Linked DNA regions of Homo sapiens: region 1 is linked to region 2. Evidence: chromatin loops called from intact Hi-C (ENCODE). Cell type or tissue: ovary. All regions are shown on one strand. Each heading gives the region's core, and the rest is flanking DNA. Links, peaks and the distances in the headings are about the cores only. Region 1 has its middle 130 kb from the start of SMAD2. Region 2 has its middle 84 kb from the start of SMAD2.

The links. Hi-C counts contacts between places; a loop is a spot of excess contacts. Peaks named below come from ENCODE experiments on the same cell type or tissue, not always from the same donor. Only the 100,000 strongest peaks of a DNase experiment are listed, where the experiment ranks them.
Region 1: a loop joins it to region 2, with 2.4 times the contacts of the local background. A loop is called at or near these places in 1 of 110 quality-filtered maps.

Annotation. Positions count from the first base shown.
Region 1 is chr18:47,798,047-47,800,960 of GRCh38, forward strand. No RefSeq gene overlaps it. Among named protein-coding and RNA genes, the nearest start is that of SMAD2, 130 kb to the right of the region's middle. In ovary, for the core only: no CTCF peak of the experiment used is centred there; a DNase peak (open chromatin) is centred at 1,565; H3K4me3 peaks cover 1,010 bases; H3K27ac peaks cover 2,070 bases.
Region 2 is chr18:48,013,593-48,016,506 of GRCh38, forward strand. No RefSeq gene overlaps it. Among named protein-coding and RNA genes, the nearest start is that of SMAD2, 84 kb to the left of the region's middle. In ovary, for the core only: no CTCF peak of the experiment used is centred there; no DNase peak of the experiment used is centred there.

The DNA of each region.
Region 1 (2,914 bases), core at 295-2,794, 220 kb before region 2:
TTCTTGGAGTAAATGTAGGGGCATCTAAGGGACTTGGAAGTGTTTGACACTCATCCTGGATAAAATGTGGAATTAATGGATTCTAAGGTATCACCTAAAGTTATTTAACTTTATATCTAAACTAGGTTTAAGTTGTCTTAATTTCAGGTGTGTACATGTCTTTTCTCTCTAATTAACTGAAAATTCCTTGAATACGAAAACCAGATGCATCTTTCCTTCTTTCTCTCCTCCCCACAGCCTTGCACAAGTCCAGAAATCTGCTCATTTTTTCCCCATGTTCAGACATTCATTCATTCTCTTAATCCACAGGCACGTGCCAATTGCCTGCAGGTGCCTGATGCTGCGCTTGGCTCCAGAGCGCAGATTCCGAGAGTAACAGGACACATCCTTGCCCCCGCGTGGCTCAAGGGGCCAGGGGAAACAGATTGGCGTAACTACTATTGTGACAATACTATGCACAACTGGCCCCAGAGCTGTCCCAGTCATGGAGCTGTGTTGTGGGACACACACGGGCATGTCCCCGCCCCTGGCCCTGGGACACTGTGGCAGTGACCACTCCCTCACTTCCTTCAGGTCTCTGCTCCAACGCCCCTTTGCCATGGAGGCCTTCCCTGACCACTCCCCTTCGCTCCCTCTCCCCTTACCCTGCCCTGTGTTTCTCCACAGCGCCATTACCACCTGACAGTACATTTCTTTATTGTCTTTGCAATTCTGTGAAGCAGAGATCTTGTGCTTGGCACAGATGGTTGGAAGGAAGGAAGGAAGGAAGGAAAGAAGGAAGGGAGAGAGGGAGGGAGGGAGGAAAGGGAAAGAGAGTTAAGAAAGGAAGGAAGATACTGTGAGTCACCAACCCTGAGCAATCTGAAAAGAGTTTCCCTGGGCTGAGAAGACAGGAACAAGCAGTTCAGGCAAAAGGAACCTGCAAAGTCAAGGAGGCCGGAAGAAACCACAGTGCAAAGTGCTAAGAGTTTGGAGCAGAGAGGCAGGAGGTAAGGCCAGAGAGGTGGGTGGGGACATCTTCTGAAGGGGCTTGAGGCCAGCAAAGTCCTTGGGCTGTAGGAAGGATCTAGAGCAGTACAGCAAAGGACCGGGAAGAAGGCGTGCTGGAACAGAGAGAGATGGAGACTGAACAGAGGCTTGCTGGCAAGGGCCTACTTGATCTAGCAGCTTTCAGATGGTGCCAGCAGAGCGGGGAGGCAAAAGAGTCCCCAAGCAGAGGGTCCAGCTGGGGTAGTGTCTGGGGGGCTTCGTGGAGGAGGTAGGTGAGCCCTGTGCAGGCCATACCAGAAGGAAAGCAAGTGTGGCATTCAGGTGGGCCCTTGGTGCATCTCAATCAGCAGGACAGTGGGAAAAGAGAGAGAGCGCGTAAGGTCCCAGAGGCAAGCTCTCTGAGGCTGACGGCGCCCGCTCCTCCCATCTCTGCTTTCCAGATAAACATGCTCCCCTTCCACCCCCACCATGGACTTACGCTAATAATCCAGCCAGGAAATTCCCGCTTAGACAGGAACCCACCTTCCAGGGCTTTACAACCAGACCTTCCTCTCATTACCTATCCCCGACCCTGGCTCCCACCCCTCCTGAATTGGCCTTGAGTGGTCTCCGCCCATCCCCACCCCTGCCATGCCTGTTGCCATCTCAAGGCCAGGATGCGTCCCAGACACAACTCAGCCCCCACCTCTCGTTAGCCTTGGAGGAACACTGGCGTTTGCTCTCTCCGGGCTCAGCACTGCCTAGGGGAGAAGAAGGTGCAGGGGCTGGGTTTCCTCCCATCTTTTTGTAGCCCTCTGGGCTGTACTGCCCTGTCCATCCCCCCTTTTCTACCCCCACAAAGTAGAGGAGGGCAAGATTCACCCCAGCGCAGGGTTCTCTCCCTCAGGACTCCTGCCAAGAAGTAGATGCCTGGTAAGGGCACAACCTGTCCAGAAATGAGGAAGTCCGTGGAAGCCACCCCACCCCACCCCACCCCACTTAGAGGGCTAGGGAAGATACATTATACTTATATAGCACTGCTCCTTACAGCTCTAAAGTCACTTTTTGGTGCAAAAACATGAAAATGTATTATGTATGACTTGGTATCACATTTGATAAATTTAGATAGTTTTTCAGAAAAGCAAACCAATAACACCTCACTGAGAGACAAGAAATTCCCTTTCCCCCAAATTTCCAAGTTATTTTCACAGCCTTCCCAGCTCTCCTTTGGAGAGAGGAGAGGCAGAGACACCCCTGCTCCCCAGGAGCAGGCTCTGGGGAGAGGCTGTGAAGCCGCTCTTCTGGTGCAGGCACACCCGGCCCTCCGTGGGATGTCAAATTGATTAACTTCATCATGGTCGTGAGCTCCCTAATGTTTTTCTTTGAAATGTCTCGGCTCTAAACGATCGTGACCCAAGGCAATTTACAGTTACTTCCATTTTTTTTAATGAAGTCTGATTTAATAGTCGGAATGGTTAATGGCCTCGTCTGTCACACATAATAAAACAGAGCCTAATTGTATTTTAAAAAGGCCCTTTTGGTATGAACAGAAGGAACAACTTGATTGAATTGTGAGAGAGGGCTTTGGGGTGTGCTAAGATGTCTTCCCAAGGGCGCCAGACACTTTCTTCCTGAGTCGCCATCAACCCCTCCCGCCCACTCCCCACATAGTTCTTTTTACTAAAGGAATTTCATAACTCTCCCAACCAGTCATGACCCATGGCTGTCTGCAGCTTCCTTGCAAAACCCCATCGAGGGCTCCCAGGACTTCACACACCCTCCCATAATTACAGCCCTCCAGGCCCTCCCACAGAAGCAAATGGCCTGACACCCATTTTACACTTGGGAAAACAGAGGCTGGCTGGCTGGACTTGCTGAGAGCCCCAGGGCAGGGAGTCAGTGCCTCGGTGGACCCTGTTGCCAGCTGGCACTCCCCACCCGGCCA
Region 2 (2,914 bases), core at 205-2,704:
TTAATCTATCTTTTCCTCCATGGTTGAAGCATTTACCGGAAAGTTTTAAAAACCTTTCCCTACACCAAGGCCATGAAAGTATTCTCTTGTAGGAGCTTTATTGTTTTGTCTTTCACATTTAAATCTACAATTCACTTGGAATTGGTTTTTATGTGTGGTGTGAGATAGGGTCAAGTTTCACATTTTTTTCACATGGGTATCCAATTTACCCAACTCCAGATACTGAAAAGACAATGTTTTTCCCACTCTGTTACGCATCTTTTATTATCAATCAACTGTACCTATATGTCTGTTTCTAGATTTTCTATTCTGTTCTCCTGGTCTATTTGTCTATCTGTGCACCAATAATACAATGACTTAACTATTGTAGCTTGGTAAATTTTGATATCTGATAGAAAAACTCCTCCTAAATTTGCCCATACTGTACCTTATCACACTGTAATACAATTCCCTGTTTACTGGTGTGAAAGATGAGCGTCAACATTTACTTGCCAAGACTTACTTAACAGATTTACTTACAAAACTTTACAGATTTTCTGTAACTGATCTTATTTTACTTTAAAGCCCTTCATGTCTACTGTAAGTCTATTGCTGTCTTTGGGTTTTTGTTGTTGTTGTTGTTATTCCATTTTCTTCATTAGTAGTTTGTTAATTATGCATTATTCAACTATTTTGATTGGTTTTCTTAGAGATAAAAGCATGCATCCACAAGTCTAATATAAATTGGTACTTTCACCATGCCCAGGATCTTAGAACACTTTAATTCCATTTATTCTTCTGTTTTTGTGTATCGTGGCATATTTTAATTTATATTTTAAAACACATTAAAAAGTGTTATTGCATTATTTCATATTGCCAACATTCATTTAGATTTACTTACATATATAATTTTTCTGGGTTTCTTTACTTTTTCCTGCATGTCTGTGATTCTATCTGGGATCATTTTCATCTCCCTTTAGCATTTCCTAATTTGGTTCTACTGGTGACAGATTATCTCTGATTTTTGGTGTCTACATGATGAATTAATCTCAGATTCATTTTTGAAAGATATTTTACTGAGTACAGAATTCTAAATTGGTTGTTATATTCTTACAGCATTGTGAAAATACTAGTCTGTTGACCTTTGGCTGCTTTATTTCTGTGGAGAAGTCAGCTGTCTGTCTTATGGTTGCTTCTTTTAAGACATGTCTTTTTTCTCTAGATGTTTTTAGGATTTGTCTTTTTGGTTTTCAGCAGTTTTGGTCTGATATGCCTAGGGGTGTGTGCGTGTGTGTGTGTGTGTGTGTGTGTGTGTATTCTTTTGGGGTACCCAGAGCTTCTTAATCTATAATTTGATTTCTTTAATTAGTTTTGGACAATTCCCAATGTTTATCCCTTAAAATTTACTTCTGTCCTATTCTCTTTCTCTTCTCCTTCTGGGACACCAGTTATATGTATAATACCTTTTCATCACATATTTTTTGTTTCTTCTGCTCTTTTCTTCATTTTCTATCCTTTTGATTCTGTCCTTCAGTTGGAAATTTTCTTCCATCTTCCAGTTCACTAATCCTGTCTTCAACTGAATGTAATTTGTTTATAAACACAGCCATCAAATTCTTAATTTCATATACTGTGGTTTTAGTTACAAATTTAACATTTAGTTTTTTTAATATACTTTCTGGTTTCTGCCAGAATTCTTTATCTTATTATTTAACTCCATGAATTTATCTATTATGGTTATTTTAAAATCTGTTTCCAGTAATTTTCAAATTTGGATATTCTGTGAACTTCTTTTCTTTTTTAAATTTTTATTATTTTTAAAACAAATTTTACTGTGTATATTTGAGGTTTGCAACATGATGTTATGGCATACATATAGATAGTAAAATGATTATAGTGAAGCAAATTAACTTATCTGCATCTCACATAGTTACTGTGAGTTCATTTATGTTATTTATTTTTTCTCTTGGCTTTTGTTTGGATCTTGTCTTTTGGCAAGGCTTATTGGTTTTGCTGGATGTCATATGAAAAATAGCAGAAATTAATTTGAAATTCTGAACAATGCTGTCTTCCTTCAGAGAGGATTTGCTTTTACTTCCTGCCAGCCTGAGGCTAAGAGCAATTCACCCTAATTCATTCAGGATTCAATATGACTTTAGTCATCATGAGTACTGGCCTATTTTCTCTTCACTCATACCACTAGGGTGTAGCTCTTTTGTATTTCAACCAAAAGCCTGGGTTTTTAAAATCAAGACTTATCTTTTTTTTTTTTTTTTTTCCCCAAGACAGAGTCTCGCTCTGTTGCCCAGGCTGGAGTGCAGTGGCACAATCTTGGCTCATTGCAATCTCTGCCTTCCAGGTTCAAGAGATTCTCCTGCCTCAGCCTCCCAAGTAGCTGAGACTGTAGGCATGCACTACCATGCCTGCCTAATTTTTGTATTTTTTAGTAGAGACGGGGTTTTACCATGTTGGTCAGGCTGGTCTTGAACTCCTGGCCTCAAGTGATCCACCCGCTTCAGCTTCCCAAAACGCTGGGATTACAGGCGTGAGCCACTGCGCCTGGCAGAGAGCTATCCTCTTAAATTGTCTCTAAACTTCGCTTGTATGTCCTGAACCTCGTGAGACTGTGAGATGCTCTGCTCAGTTTCTCAGTCTCTTGGCAAGTCAGCTAGGGTAATTTGGTCCCAAATTGCTGGCTCCCCATCAGTCAAGGGGAAAAGTGGTCCCACATTTCTGGCTCACCTTTCTTGGCTTACTTCTGGATTTTTCCCCACAAATTCTTGCTTCCTCAATTGCTTTCTGATGCCTTCAAGCAGTATTGTTTTTTTAAAATTATTTTTTTCTAGAATTTCTAAATGATATCAATGGAAAAGTTGGTCCAAGATATCCTAACTGGCAACTGATGGAAGTGGCATCTTCAGCTCCATTATATTTA